Regions from separate parts of the Homo sapiens genome. Here region 2 is linked to region 1. Evidence: chromatin loops called from intact Hi-C (ENCODE). Cell type or tissue: heart left ventricle. All regions are shown on one strand. Links, peaks and the distances in the headings refer to the core of each region. The heading gives the core; the rest is flanking DNA. Region 1 overlaps RFX3 (regulatory factor X3). Region 2 has its middle 54 kb from the start of GLIS3.

Region 1 (8,342 bases), core at 39-8,038:
TGCCTAGAATTCTGTCTTCACTTCTTCAGAATCTTTCTACCAAATGCACTGCGATTACTGAATGATCTTATTTAGTAAACCAGCTTCTTGCCCCTTCATTAGGTCCTAATCTAAATTATAGTATAAAGACATAGGTTTTCTACTCGTGGCTGACTTATGATAAACAGCACTGGCTGGCCATGTGGCCTGATGAGGTCCTGGGACACAGAAGGGTCTTTTTTTGGACTTTATCAGTCTTAGGGCAGGCAATTTATTTTGAGCCAGAAAAATAAAATATAATCTTAGGCCATCTGGTTCTGTAACGCACTGTATTTGTTTAGAAAGGTCACTGTTGTCAAGTTATTGAATGTTATCTCTGGAATTGACAGGAAGAGGGAAGTTTTTGAAAGAAGGCCAAGAATATTAAAGCACCGGATATTAAGGTGTAAAGCAGTATTTAAAAGCTTGGGCTTTAGTGTTAAACAGACCACAGCTCAAATCCTAGCTCCACCACTTACTACTTAAATGACCTTGGGCAAGTCACTTTCTTTCTTAATTCAATTTTCCCCATCTATAAAATCTAGATAACACACCCTAGTGAGATACTGTAATGAGAAAATGATGTAATACATATATGTCACTAGCTCATAGTTATCATTCAAAATTTATGTAATAATTATTTTCAGTATAATTTTTGTTCTAATTTTTGTTTTACCTGAAACCAAAATTTTCATTACTTTTATAAACACTTCTCCAGACAGCAAAGTATAATTCCAATACAGAATCACAATTTATACTATACAAAAGATACGGATTTAGAGCCTATCCCTAACAAAAACTTCAATCTATCGTAAGGATTTAAGCAACATTCATTTCTTTGTTAAATCAGATATGTAGCAACCATTATTTTGTCAGTGAAATGATTGAGTTACTGTGTCAGTGAAGAATGAATACTAGGCTTATCAAATCCCTATCTGAACAACTTCAGGGGGACCAATACTGCTGTTTTATTGGACAACTGCTATAGTATCCTGATGTTCCTATGCAATAGTTATTTTCTGTACATTATGTAGTTTTCTATTAATGTTGCACAGCAGTATTATGATCCAACTACTGCAGTAACGAGATGATCCAGAGTTGACTTAGACAGGCTATTCAGGCCCTTTCCTTTTGTGAGATTAGCAATGTGGTTAAAAATATAGTAATAATTAAAACACTCATTAAAAAATAGCTCAATCAAAACTCCATCTAGAATGTTGCTGAGGAGCAACAGTTTCGATTCAGCATGCCAGAGTCTGGATCGACTTATATATCCCTTAAGAATCTCAATGGTAGGCAAACACTTCACCTGTGGAATTATCTCCACACATAATTGGATTTCCCAAATCAAAGTAGGCACTATAAGCCAGGGCAAAAGCTGCAGTCTTAGGCTAGAGAAGAAGATTTCCATCTGTTTTCTACTTCAAGTATTAGCTGCTACAGAGTTTCCCCTTTGGTGTCATAATAACAGGCACATATTTTTCATATGAACTACTGGGTTCTCTTATTTCTCCACAATACTGAACTGAGAGATCTGAAAATCACTAAAAACATATTTCTAACTCTGGGGTCTAGCCAAGAAGACTACCTACAGACTAACAAAAGTCTAAAACATGCGTACTGAATTAGGGGTTATAAAGATAAATGGATCCAAGAAATATATAAGCCTACATAGAATAATACACATGAGAAGCTCTCTTGATCAAGCTTCACTTACCCAGCTTGCTATGTAAACCCACATTGTTCATTTCCTCTTTAACCATACTGACAGATGCCCACAGAATACTGAAAACTCACAGCCTGCAGGAGTCTCTCTAGCATGCCCCTCAACACTTCTGCTCCCAACTGCTGAGCTGTATATTCACTCAGAACAATATTTGTTCCAAAACCTCAACAGGGGAGTTTTATTGTTATTGTAATTAGCTAATTTAATTAAATATCACATAAACCATAAAAGCAAAAATAAAAGGTCTTGTATCTTTAAAAACTAAGTCAAACGCATTGAAAAGACTTGATAAAGGCAAGTCACTGCAAAATACTGCTGTTGAAATAGGCAAAGATAAGAGAAATATTTTTAAACCTGGGAAAAATAATAAAATATAGAATATAATGTTTCTGAAAATGTAGCATGGAAGCCAAGCATAGAATACTGAGCCCCACCTTCCATAGTTTCTGATTCAGTAGGTCTGGAGTAAAACCAAAGAATTTGCATGCTATGAAATTCCCATGATGCTGAGGCTGCTGGGCTGGGAACCACACTTTGAGAACCACTGCTCTGCAAGTGTCTCAATTTTTTAATCTATATTAAAGAAATAAAGCATAAACTGGATATGACTTGTTATAGATGTAGATTTATATAAGACTTGCAGTTCCAATCAGCAAGCCTATATTGAAAAAAAGGCCCTTGGTCCTAGTCACAAAAACAGTCTATTTATACATTTTGCACATTTCAAGTTAAAATGTTAGTGAGAAGTATGCAGCACTTTTTATGACCTACTGTTTTAACTTTTTCTATTAACAGTCAAACTACAAGAACCAATCTCATCAGAAAAGATCCCTTGTCAAATACAGACTATGAAAGTACCACTGAAGTTTCAAAGTTCCTTTACCTACACCATTTGCAAGAAGGAAATTCCGTGATTGTCTCATTGGTTATAAGACTTCCCCGAAACACAAACTCATAGAAGCTCATAATATCAATGACGCTTTTAAAATTAAAGTTAAAAGGTTTAGTATCACTGTCTCCAATTTATAGATGAGATTACTGACTCAGAAGAAACATATCTAAAAGTAAGTCAGCCAACAAGTGGCAGCCAAGACTCTGAATACAGATTTGTCTCCAGAAACAGTGCTTATTTGCCCAAACCACAAAATATTGCAGTATAATCTTTAAAAGAATCAAAGACAGGTTTGCAACAATACACCATTAGAACCCTAATCAATCTAAATGTCTGTGAAACAGAAAATGACCAAACTAGCAGCCAGGTATGGTGGCTCATGCCTGTAATCTCCGCACTTTGGGAGGCCAAGGAAGGAGAATCACTTGAGGCAACCAAGAGTTGAAGACCAGCCTGGGCAACACAGGAAGATCCCATCTCCACAAAAAGTAAAAAATTAGCTGGGTGTGGTGACACATGCCTATAGTCCTAGCTACTCGGGAGGCTGAGGCAGGAAGATTGCTTGAGCCCAGGTGATCTAGGCTGCAGTGAGCTATAATTGTGCCACTGCACTAACAGCCTGGGCAACAGAGCAAGACCCTGTCTCCAAAAAAAAAAAAAGAAAGAAAAAGAAAAAGGAAGGAAGGAAGGAAGGTAGGTTGCCAACTATAAACAGTTATAAATGGATGCTTATAAGCATTATATCTTCATCTTGAACACTGTAGGGTCCAGCCCCACAGGGTCAGTGGGTTTTTCTCCCCGTGTGCAGAGACGAGAGATTGTAGAAATAAAGACACAAGACAAAGAGATAAAAGAAAAGACAGCTGGGCCCGGGGGACCGCAACCACCAAGACGCAGAGACCGGTAGTGGCCCCGAATGCCAGGCTGTGCTGTTATTTATTGGAAACAAGGCAAAAGGGGAAGGGTAAGGAGTGTGAGTCATCTCCAATGATTGACAAGGTCACATGAGTCACATGTCCACTAGACAGGGGGCCCTTCCCTGCCTGGCAGCCAAGGCAGACAGAGAGAGAGGGAGAGAGAGAGGACAGCTTATGCTACTATTTCTGCATATCGCATATACAGCGTATGCAATAGCATACGCTATTATTTCTGCATAATATTACAATATTGTTTCTGCATATCAGAGACTTTTAGTACTTTCACTAATTTTGCTACTGCTGCCTAAAAGGCAGAGCCAGGTGTACAGGATGGAACATGAAAGTGGACTAGGAGGGTGACCACTGAAGCACAGCATCACAGGGAGACAGTCAGGCCTCCAGATAACTGTGGGCAGGCTTGACTGATGTCAGGCCCTCCACAAGAGGTGGAGTAGAGTGTCTTCTCTAAACTCCCCTGGGGAAAGGGAGACTCCCCTTCCCAGTCTGCTAAGTAGTAGGTGTTTTCCCTTCGCACTGACGCTACCACTAGACCACAGTCTGCTTGGCAACAGGCATCTTCCCAGACGCTGGCGTTACCGCTAGACCAAGGAGCTCTCTGGTGGCCCTGTCCAGGCATGACAGACGGCTCACACTCTTGTCTTCTGGTCACTTCTCACTATGTCCCCTCAGCTCCTATCTCTGTATGGCCTAGTTTTTCCTAGGTTATGATTATAGAGCGAGTATTATTATAATATTGGCATAAAGAGTAATTGCTACAAATGATTAATGATACTCATATATAATATATATAATATATACATATAATTCATATGATATTCATATATAATCATGTCTATGTAGATCTAGTATAACTCTTGTTGTTTTATGTTCTTTATTACACTGGAACAACTCGTGCCCCTGGTCTCTTGCCTCGGCATCTGGATGGCTTGCTGCCCACAGAATATAATCATAAACATCATCTATAAGCTGAACTTATTAAGTGCCAAGAGAGGATCATCAAATATAGGGCACTGGAAGGTAGCTAGTTTATCAGCATTGATGCAAAGTTTAGTATTTATGGACTGCTTGAAAACAGGGGAAGAGATGAAGTAGCTCAGTGACAGCAATCACCATTAAGATGATGCCATTAAACCAAGTCAATTTTAGAAACTAGAGGCACAGACAAACAGCACCTTATCTCTGCCTTATAAGGTAGTGATGCATTCATGTTGTATTATAAATTCCAGAAGAGAACCATATCTGTAAAACTATGAAGGAATCCATCTTTTATGTATCATAAGCCCATCAATACAACTTTATAAGAATTGCTTTATTCAGTTGTGTTTTAAATAACTGGAGAAAAAAATGTTACAAACAAAAACGCATTTATTGGAATTGACAGGAAGAGGGAAGTTTTTGAAAGAAGGCCAAGAATATTAAAGCACCGGATATTAAGGTGTAAAGCAGTATTTAAAAGCTTGGGCTTTAGTGTTAAACAGACCACAGCTCAAATCCTAGCTCCACCACTTACTACTTAAATGACCTTGGGCAAGTCACTTTCTTTCTTAATTCAATTTTCCCCATCTATAAAATCTAGATAACACACCCTAGTGAGATATTGTAATGAGAAAATGATGTAATACATATATGTCACTAGCTCATAGTTATCATTCAAAATTTATGTAATAATTATTTTCAGTATAATTTTTGTTCTAATTTTTGTTTTACCTGAAACCAAAATTTTCATTACTTTTATAAACACTTCTCCAGACAGCAAAGTATAATTCCAATACAGAATCACAATTTATACTATACAAAAGACATGGATTTAGAGCCTATCCCTAACAAAAACTTCAATCTATTATTCAATCTATTTGTACATGTCTTTCATAATGCCTGTAGTTACCTTTAACCATTCCTCTTTATTTCTTCACACGGATTAAAATTTACCATTAAGTGTCCTTTCATTTCAACCTGAAAGACTCCCTTTAACATTTCTTAGAGTTCGTGAGAATCCTTTCAGTTTTTATCTATTTGGAAACGTCTTAATTTCACTTTCAGTTTTGAAGAAAAGTTTAGCTAAATAGAGAATTACTGGTTGACAGTCTTTTACTTTCAATGTTGAAAATGTCTTCTAGCCTCCAGGGTTTCTCGTAAGTCAGCTATTAAGCCTATTGAGGATTCCTTGTAACAAGTCATTTTTCTCCTGCTACTTTCAAGATTTTTCTTTAAATTCAACTATGATGGGTCTAGGTATGGATCACTTTGGGCTTATTCAACTTGGATTACAGTGAGCTTCTTGGATGTGTAGCACAGAGTAATATTTTTCAGCAAGTTTGGAAAGTTTTCTGCCATTTTTTTTTAAATATTCTTTCTGCCTCATTCTCATCTTCTGGGAATCCTATAATGTCCATGTTGGCACAACATTTAATGGAGTCACATAAGTCTTTTGAGACTCTGTTCATTTTTCTTTCTGATCCTCACATTGAACAATCTCTATTGACCTAACTTCGAGTTAAAAGATTCCTTCATTTGCCAATTTATATCTGTTGTTGAGCTCCTCTAGTGAATTTTTCATTTCAGTTATTATACTTTTAAGCTCCAGAACTTCCTTGTTTTTTAATAATTTCTATCTTTATTGATACTCTTTCTCTGGTGAAACACCATTCTGATGCTTCCCTTTAATTCTTTAGACATGGTTTCATTTAGTTCTTTGAATGTATTTGTAATAGCTAACTTAAAGACTACAAAGTCTAAAATCTAGGCTCCCACAGGGACTTTTTTTGTTCGTTTTTTATTATTTGTCTCTGTGTGTTTTATTTCCTGTTTCTTTGCATTTCTCAATTTTTGTTAAAACTGAACATTTTAGGTAATATATTTTAACAAATCTCATATCAGATTGCTCCACATTATTCCCCTAAATTTTTTAATCATCAGTGTGTTGTTTTTCTTGATGCTGATTCTTTAGTACTTTCATGAACGAATTTTACAGATCCTGTATTCCCCGTAGTGTGTGGCCACCGAGTTCTCTGCTAGAACTTTTTTTTTTTTTTTTTTTAGGATCTTGTTTTTATTTGTAAGCCTGGCTTCCAAGAAGTCATACCTGGACCAGTAAAATGTAGTAGTCAACCAATGATCATTTAAAAGATTTCCTTAAATGCTTTGCCTATATGTCTTCTACCTTTTGCCAAAGAAATCTTCATGAGAAGTCATACCTTCAAACTTCAGGAAGCTTACAAATAGCACTGATTTTCACTTCCTGCTTACACAGTGCCTCAAGATCAGTCAGAGGTGACATTCTCCTTTCCCAGGTCATTTCCGGGCATGTGTACAGACTTGCACATTGTACAGCCTTTTAAATACCCAGGAATATGCCAGAGCTTTCCAAAGTTCCCTATAGTTGGCTAGTTCTCCAGACTTTCCTTTTAAATTCCTGGCCAGATTCTTCCTTTGCCTCAACTGAAATCACAGCCTTAGGCAATTGACATTTTGCCAACAGTTTGCTATTGTTTCAGTAATGCCCTGGGGGTAAGCTTTTTCTTCCCCCAACTGAGCTGAGTTCAGAGTCAAATCAAATATCCAGCCACTCTCTCTGAAAAGAGTTTTCCCAGGGAGCTGCAAGTTGGGACAAAATATTAACTGTGCTCTGGGGATAGTGCCTTCAATGGGGCTCCAGAAGTGGTCAGCTCTCTCCATTGTCTGCAATACTGCCAGCTTTTAGCTACACCACTAAGCTGGAGAGAGAGATGAGAATAACCCCAAGTTAAAATATCGCAGACCCCACTGGTCTTCCCAAGATTCACTAGTTTTCTCTTGGACAGATGATTTTCAATTCATACTCCTGCTTAATTGCCAGAATTCTAAAATGGCTGATTTTCATTATTTTACCCATATTTTTGTTGTTGTATAGGCAGCACAAATTCACTGAGGCCCTCACTCCACCATTCTGGAAGTTGATCAAGTTCTGTAATATTCTGAATTTATAATTTTCAGGACAAAAAGATCTTAACCAAAAAAAACAAACCCTCACTTAGTTTGATTTTTTAAAAATATACTTAAAATTTTTAGATCACTGATTCTTATCTCTAATAGAAACTTATGAAAAAAATCTGTATTTCAGTACTTAAATGAGAGTGAAACAGATCTGTGAGACAGGAAAAAATAAACTGCATAAACAATTTATCACATCTTTCCTGTTAACTAATATGTGAATCATCAAAAACAAAGGTGATTACTGGTCTCAGAGCCACTCTCAGTCCTAAACGGCCTCTCAAATCTTTTGGGGACAACAGAAACAAGTAAAAGTGAGGAGGAAAGCCTAGTCCATCTTGTCTTACTTGGCTGACTGAGGCCAAAACCAACTATACTCTGATAGTAAGAAATTTTTTTAAAACCACAGAAAACTGGAAGTGGGAAATCGACAGAAAAGAAGAATCAGATACTTGACTTAGGAGGCAACCCTATCTCTTGAGATTTCTCTGAAGAGACTCAGAACAGAGATTGAGTTTACCTCAGATTCACCCAAGTATAGGCCAAAATCGCGGGCTTCTGGAAGAGAAAAGAGTTGTTCATTACTATTTCTCTTTTGTTAGCTGGTATTGGCAAGCCAAGGAAAGACCAAAACTGTCAAGGTAGGCCGAGAAAAGTAAACATCTTTTAGCAAGGCTTTTATTTTCAAGAATATTGTCGCATGTTTCTTTTGCTTTTCTTTTGTTGTGTAACAAACCACCCCAAAACTTACTGGCACAACAACCACCATTTTATTTGGTCATAATTCTGCAATCTGAGC
Region 2 (8,342 bases), core at 330-8,329, 880 kb after region 1:
TGAGATAATCTGCTGCAGAGGCTGTGGGTGGGCAGCCCAGGCCAGCTGGCTTCAGGAATGTGAAAGAGACTTAGACGGACCAAGAGCAGTGGGGCAAAACTGACTTTGACCAAACTGAGAGAGTCAGATTGCAAGTTACACCAGCTCAGAGACAGCTGATAGCAGCATAGTGAGAAGGGATCAGGCATAGGAGTTCCATCACCGCAGAGGTCAGAGAAGACCGAGAGCTATCACAAGGCCCAGTGGCGATGGGAGACTCCCTTCCTCCACCACCGCATGGCCATGTTTGCTATACCCGCAAGGCACCTATTCACCAGCACCTTGGAGAGCAAAGAGGGAATAGGCGGAAATGTGAGGAACTGGGCACGTTTAAATCAAAAGACTGAAAATTAACTTAAAGAGACTATTTCAGTTATTGCACTGGGCCACATTTACTGGATTTGACTTAAAATTTATATTTTTTCCTCCCATCTCTATATGGATAGAAACAATTGACACAAATGGAATCAAGTAATAGAAAATTTCTTTAAACTGCATTTTCACTATTCACCTGTGCACAGTGTAAATTTATAATCCTGCCGTACTATATCTCTCTGAAATTTTTAAAAATATTTTTATTTTAAAGTCTCTTTCAGAACTGCTTTATTATCTCTATTTTGGGGTGGGGATAAGGAAGACTGAACTCTTCTTCCAGAATCCAAAATGTTAAATTGGACAAAAAGACCCCACCTTTGGTATTTCTCTCAAATCAAGTAATATCCTCCTTCATTCTGGACCAAGGAAGAGTTGGGATTGATGTGTCTCTGCTGCCTCTATGTCTCTTCTACCCAAAATGCCTTGGGGTAAAAAACATCAGGGTTTGTTTTGTTTTGTTTTGTTTTTGTTTTTGTTTGTTTTTGTTTTCTTCCAGTTTCTGTCTCCTCAGGACTTTCCCTAGTACCACTAGTACCAGAACCAGCTACGTAATTTTGGGGCCCAGTTCAAAATGAACAAGGGCTCTTTGATCAATAAACCATTTGTGGCTCTTCTAAGCCTGGGGCCCTGTGTGTCTGTGTAGGTCACACCGCCATGAAGCTTGTCCTATCTATATACAAGGCCTTGAAGTGCTGGGCCCTGGGCTTCACTTCTCTGTATAATAATCCATTTCTTTCTGATTCTGGCCTGTTTCTTAGACCTTAAGGCTGGTTGGGATAGCCTCTCTACACTTACAGGGAGCTGGAGAATTGCTTGAACACAGGAGGTGGAGGTTGCAGTGAGCCAAGATCAGGCCACTGCACTCCAGCCTGGGAGACAGAGTGAGACTCTGTCTCAAAAGAAACAAACAAACAAACAATTAACTGGGTGTGGTTATAGTCCCAATAAGCTGGGAGGCTGAGGAAGGAGGATCACTTGAACCTGGGAGGTTGAAGCTTCAGTGAACTGTAATCGCACCACTGCACTCAAGCATGGGCAACAGAGTGTCTCAAAAAAAAAAAAAAAAAAGGGAGGGTGAGGAGAAATCTTTTACATATCTCATAAAATATTTAGTGCTTGAGTTCATTACAAAAGTTTAGAATATACACTGAAAAACACAAAAATATCTTTCTCTAAGAGTTCTTTATTACTCAATTTATCACAGTAGTTGAAAAGGAATTTTCCATTTAATTGTTCAGATTTAGTGAAATTTTCATGGGCAAAAAGAGAAAAAAGTATGTAGTTCGGTAATGATGAACATCAAATGATAAGGAAAGATTTCATTTTTTTAAAAAAATGTTGTTTTTCCTTGAACTAGGGAGCACAAATGATACCCAAAGGACTCTCTGTCACTTACTGATGGGCCTTAGATTTTTAAAATTAGTTTCTAAGCCTCTTCAAAGAATCCAATTTTATCTTTAAGCTAGAAAACTGGAGCACAAAGAAGTCATTTTCAGAGAAAATGAATGCACAGTTTTCTTAAAAAAAAAATGCACACAGGATTCTGAATCTGGAGAAAAATATAAAACTAGTAGTGCCTGTATTTGAGTTACATTTTGGATCTAAAGAGTTTGATGTAACTCCTAGAGGGTTAATAGCTGCTCTTGGTTAAAAAGTAAATAAGCAAGATCAATTTTCTAAAATCTCTTTCTTTTCATGAAGTAAACTTCAGCGTAAGTACAAGCTACAGTGTTCGTGAAGACAGACTCACAACTACGATGGAAAAGTAGATTTCTGTTATTATAGAGGAAGCTTGTCTCAATCCATGCTTTGTCTCCTTTACATAAAAAAATACAGTCATTGTATTAAACTCTGCCAACATCAGTAAAACTCAGGCGACACCCAGTTGTGTTCTCTTTGGGGAGGCTAAGTGATTTTCTCAAAGTCATGCAGGAATATGGCTCAGGAACAAGGGAGCCACCTGAGGTTGGCCTATGACTACTAAAATTACACTGAGCCCTTTGTGTAGAGTCCCTTGGTCATTTATCTCCAAATTAAAATAGCTCACAATTCACCTTGGGTCCTTTTGGCCTGTGAGGGTATGGGGACATAGAAATACAGAGGACTAAGGCATGGTGGGGCATCTTTTGGGTAAACCCAAGGGCCTTCCCTGATTCCCAGGATCAGAGAGCACAGAATGGAAACCAAACAACCATGCTCTTTAGAGATGGCCGTTTAAGTGAACTCTGTCTTGGGTTAGGCTACTTCTGTAGAGGGAGGTTTCTTCCTTTGGCCATCACCAGCTTTTGTGGGCACAGACCTGGTTAGTGGGGAGATGATCAAGACCATCGCAGGCCTGAAGGGCTATGTGTGGCCATGGGCAGTTCAGCTGGCCCTTGTGCCTTTGTGCTGCTGGCTCTTGGCAACAATACTTGGATGGAGAGATCAAAATACAGAATTGGTCATAAATAAACTTTCTTGGATGTTGGCCAAAAATGAATCTTCATAGTTAGGTAAACCATGAAGAGAATTTGTGAACTTTAAAAGAAAACCATATCCTGTGGTGCATGGAAAAAATCCAGTTTTCTATACATTTAGTAGGTGTAAGTAGCCACTTGTCAGGCTAAGATATAGGGTCCTCTCGCTCCTTCAGGGTTCCAGACCTCAGTGGTTTTTTGGCTCATTGGTTTGGTTAGGAGATCAGTCAGCTCTCTGGAAAGTTTTTTCAGCCTGGGGTATGGTGGCCACCTCTCAAGACTCAGCCGTGTCTTTGGATTCCTGGGTGAACAATACAACTTGACCGAAATTTCTGTTGCTCTGAGACTCTGAGAAGTTCCCTCTCTTGACATCCCTGTGCCATTAAAGGCTAAAACTTGAGGCAAAAGTAAGCAGACTTCTGTACCCTACCAGCCAGGCAAAACCACAGGCTGGGTACAGATGTCTGTAGCCCAGCAACTCCTCAAAGACTCCACTGTCTTTTTTGTGCATGAAATTGCTTGCTATATGATCTGATTTTGTGAAGTCTCGGTCCTCTGATTTCAGGCAGCTTTCTTTAAACTATGAGAAGGAGGTGTGGGAGTTAACGAGCAGCAAAACTACTCAAGTCCATTGAGCCTCAGGATTCCAAAGTTCAGGGCCAGGGATTGTCTCTGGACTCAGCCCAGCCAAGAAATGAGTAAGGCATTTCCAGAACTGCCTCTGGGCACTGGCATGTGTACTTGTGTGTTGACAGCAAAACTAAGGACTGTACTCTGATTCCTTACTGAAGAGTATCTCTCAGCGGGTCCAAAGTCAAGAAGTTACCCAAAACGGGCCGTAATCTGGAGTAAGCTAGAGTCTAAGATCATCTCGAGATAGAGCCAGATCCCTCCCCTAAACCACACAGCAGAATAGTCCTCCGTCGTTTTTCTGGGGGCCTCCTTATCCGCTGCACAAAGATGTATGTTCTGAATTATATGTGTTGAACTTAATTCGGTGCCTGTAGCTGTTGATTTGCTTTTGTTTCCCACAGTCTCCTCTGAAGAACTGCAGGAAATCTGTCGCCCAGGATGGAGTGCAGTGGCGCGACCTCGGCTCACTGCAAGCTCAGTCTCCCAGGTTCACGCCATTCTCCTGCCTCAGCCTACCCAGCAGCTGGGACTACAGGAGCACGCCGCCACACCCGGCTATTTTTTTTTTTTTTTTGTATTTTTAGTAGAGACAGGGTCTCACCGTGTTAGCCAGGATGGTCTCTATCTCCTGACCTCGTGATCCGCCTGCCTCAGCCTCCCAAAGCGCTGGGATTACAGGCGTGAGCCACCACGCCCGGCCAACTGCAGGAAAATTCTTGATAGCCAAGAGGGCTTTTTAAAAAAGAGTGTTATGCTAAACTTGCAAATCAGACAATGGCAGGCAAAGGCACATGAAATTAGACTCCCCATCTGAAACTGAGTACTTTCTCCAGCCAAACTTCCTGAGACCTTTTTGTGTGTTTGAATGAGATTTAGTTCGCACTCTTGAAACAGGACACCTCTCTTCATGCCATATGGATGAGGGTATAAGCACCCTGTTAGCAGGCATGGGGTCCCTAGCCAGAGTCACCTCCTTGAGTGAGTGGGTGATTATTTCTTTTCTTTTGCTATATTTAACCAAGAATTATACACTACATCCCAGGATCTCACTTTCTATAGACTATATTCCCTACAATAATAACTGCTTACCCTCCAGAATCCACGTGACCCATCTTATTCAGGTCAAAACCTCAGTGCACGGGATTGTCCCAGGCACAGTTTAGCACAGCCGCACTCACATGGAACAGTGCACTATTCAAGGGGCTTTCTCGAGCCTCTCACTGCGGTCCTGGGATCAGGAGAATAACCCCATTGGCAGCACTGGAGTGATGCATAAGTGTCCCTGAGCTCCTTGATCAGATGACACTCTCCCTCTAGGAAAACATGCTACCCCAAATTCCACCCTCAAAGAGTCATTCCTTTGGAATAAGCTACTGTCACCTTTAAGAGTTCCCTGAGTAGCCGGACATGGTGGCTCATGCCTGTAATCCCAACACTTTGGGAGGCCGAGGTGGGCGGATCACTAGGTCAGGAGATCGAGACCATCCTGGCTAACACGGCGAAACCCCATCTCTACTAAAAATACCAAAAATTACCCAGGCGTGGTGGCGGGTGCCTGTAGTCCCAGGTACTCGGGAGGCTGAAGTGGGAGAATTGCTTGAACCCTGGAGGCTTGAACCCGGGAGGCGGAGGTTGCAGTGAGCCGAGATCACACCACTGCACTCTTAGCCTGGGCGACAGAGCGAGACTCCATCTCGAAAAAAAAAAGAAAAAGAAAAAGAAAAAAGAGAGAGAGTTCCCTGAGTCAAAGTAGTAGAGTTGGAAAGTGTCCTGGATTTGGAGTTGGGCACATCTGGGTCCCAAAGCAAACTCTGCCACTTGGCGGCTGTGTGACTATCTGCAAGCAACTTAACCTCCTTGAGCCTCAGGTTGGCTTTGTGTAAACTTACAGGGCTCCTGTAAGGCAGGGCTCATTTAGGCAATGCATATAGAGGGGTAAGCACATGGCTGATATCTTGTAGGTGCCCAATAAACTATAGGTATCACTATGATTATTAAATACAAGCACTTCTAGGAACAATAACTTGGCACGAAATAGACAAGTTTCCTTTGACACAGTACATAGCTAGCTCAAAATCAGGTAAAGAATGAAATGGGTGCTACTCTCCTAGTGACACCTCATAGCCCAGGAACTGTAAGAAGGATCTCAGAAAAGAGGGGAAGGAGGAGTCAAAGACAAGCTTTATCACCTTTGGAATCTGGCTTCTTAATCATACCCCATCTTTTAACAGCTAGGGACACTAACTCAGCAAACCTCTTGGCTAATGTCATATAGTTAATTGAGCAGCAGCTGGAATGAGAGCCTATACACCCTGTTTCCAGCCATAGACCCTTTTCACCAACTGAGCATTGCACCTATACAATGATGAAAGAGTCAGTGGTGGCAAAACACTGGATCAGGAATCAAATACCTGCTTTCTAACTAGAAAGGGGCATGTGGGAAAGTCCTGGGGGCAATGAAATGTTCTATATCTTGATTAGCATGCGTTTGGTATGGTTACATAGACATACATATTTATCAAAATGTATCAACTGGGCACTTCAGTTCTGTGTGTTCTATGGTACAAAAATTATACATCAGTAAAATTAGTTAGTCAAAAAATATATTTTCCAGCCCCAGCTCTAACACTAATGAGCTGAGTGGTCTTGGCCAAGTCAATCCAAGTCGACTCTCTTTGCTTTACCTTTCTTTTCCTTGTAATGATGGGTTATAATTAGACAAAGTTCCTTCCACCTCAACAATATGATTTGGTAAACAGGACCTCTTTCTTTCATTTCAGTCGCTATTGTATTCACACTGAGTTCAGCAGCAGAGCCGGAGAGACTGGCCCACAATTTAGGAGGACTGGGGACTGGTATGTGCAAGTGATCCAGTGTCTTTCTTTTGCATCACTAACTCTCCAGCTACACTTTAAAGAGCATGATTGGTTTTCCACAGGGATCCGACAAAGCAATATGATTGAGCCCTGGTATGAGAATGATCTGGCCTCAGAAAAGTTGTATCTGCCACCAGAGATAACAACTTTCACATGGAGAGCAGAGAAAATGTTTCCTGGACAATGGGAATGACTGACAGATATTAGATGGGAGGAAATTGAAGGCTTTGCCAAGTTTCATGATAAAATGCTATTTCTCACGGTAGGGTCAAGCTGTCTCTATTGCAGCTATTGCTTTTAAAATACAAAGGGAACACAGCAGATTCAACAGAGTGCATCAGATTTTACAAAGAGTATGTGATCAAAGACTGCTTGTTTCATTTATAAATGAAATCGCATGACTATTAGAGCAACAAAGATCATCAACAATGAATTTGGAATTTGCTGATGAACCAAAAGCTGAAAAACATCAGTAAGAAAATCTCTAAAGGTTTGATTACAAAGCCTTTTGGATGTAAAATGCCCACCAATGTTTGCAAGATTACACATGTAAAAAGGTTAAATTGGACTTTCAGGCAAGAGCATTATACCAGGAGCTGGAATTGGCATTTTCAAAATATTTTAATAAGTGTTTCAAAAGGTGGAATATATTGACTGGTACGAAATCTTACTGTTTCCAAAGACTAGAAATCTAAAATTGAAATCTAGCATGTATAAATCATTGAATATTAGTGAGTTTACTTATACAAACAGAACTGAAACAAAAGTTCTATTTTAGTTTCAAGTTGCATTTAAAAATGAGTGGAATTTGTTCTTATTTAAAATCTTTGGGGAATAACCCTGTGATCTTTAATTTTGTATCAACTTGACTGGGTTACAAGGTGCCCAGAAGTTTGGTTAAACTTTATTCTGGTTGTGTCTGTGAAGGTGTTTCTGGATGAAATTAACATTTGAATCAGTAGATTGAATAAAGCAGATTGCCCCTCCCAAGTGTGGGTGGGCCTCATCCAATCCCCTGGAAGCTTTAATAGAACCACAGCCTGAGTAAGGAAGAATCCCCTCTCTGACTGTTTTCAAGCTGGGAAATCAGTCTTCTCTTGCCTTCAGTTTGGACTAGATTTTACACTATCGCTCTCCTGCTTCTCAGGCCTCCAGACTCAGACTTTATCCCATAAACTCTCCTGGGTTTCCAGCTTGCTGACTGTAGATCTCGGGACTTTTCAGCCTCCAGAATAATGTGAACTAATTCCTGTGTGTGTGTGTGTGTGTGTGTGTGTGCATGTGTATGTGTCTTCTATTGGGTCTGTTTCTCTAGAAAACTCCTCAAATGACTCATTGACTCACGTGAACATCATTCAACTTTCAACTTTTTGGGGATTAGGTATCAAAATTTACATTGAGCATAAGCCTTTGATCAAACTAGTGGCCTTCTAGGAATTTATCCTACAGAAATACCTGGACATGGTCAAAGAACTGAATACAGGGATCAGGGCCACCACATTGCATAGTGTCAGGAGGCACCATTCCCATTGAATCTGTGTCAATGGTGCCTCTGAAGTGGACAAAGATGTTTGCTGTTAAATTGTTTGAAATGGCAAACGAACAACGCAAATTTCCACCATTAGAGGGTCATTAAACAAGTTATATTACATCTACATTATAGGATATTATGGATATTATGCCTTTGTTTTTTAAAAAATAAGATAGGTCTGTATGATCTAATAAGAACAGATGCCCAAGATGAGAAAAGCAAGGACAAGGGCAGAACAGTGTGTACAGTATGTTCCCATTTGTGTGTATGTATATGTGTGTATGTACATATCCATATGTATATATGTGTATGTGTGTATATATGCAAAGAAAATTTCCAGAAGGCTGCATAAACTGTAAATACTAGTTGCTGCTAGAAAGTGAGACTGGTCGCCAGAGTAACAAGGAATTCTGCTTTTTTTTGTATACTCGT

The links. Hi-C counts contacts between places; a loop is a spot of excess contacts. Peaks named below come from ENCODE experiments on the same cell type or tissue, not always from the same donor. Only the 100,000 strongest peaks of a DNase experiment are listed, where the experiment ranks them.
Region 2: a loop joins it to region 1, with 2.8 times the contacts of the local background. A loop is called at or near these places in 9 of 110 quality-filtered maps.

The regions. Positions count from the first base shown.
Region 1 is chr9:3,471,818-3,480,159 of GRCh38, forward strand. All of the region lies in intron 1 of RFX3 (regulatory factor X3), which reads right to left. Among named protein-coding and RNA genes, the nearest start is that of RFX3, 50 kb to the right of the region's middle. RefSeq lists a silencer at 92-386 and enhancers at 3,785-3,934, 6,454-7,653, 6,676-6,725. In heart left ventricle, for the core only: no CTCF peak of the experiment used is centred there; no DNase peak of the experiment used is centred there; H3K27ac peaks cover 657 bases.
Region 2 is chr9:4,349,933-4,358,274 of GRCh38, forward strand. It overlaps a transcript of GLIS3 not described here. Among named protein-coding and RNA genes, the nearest start is that of GLIS3, 54 kb to the left of the region's middle. In heart left ventricle, for the core only: no CTCF peak of the experiment used is centred there; no DNase peak of the experiment used is centred there.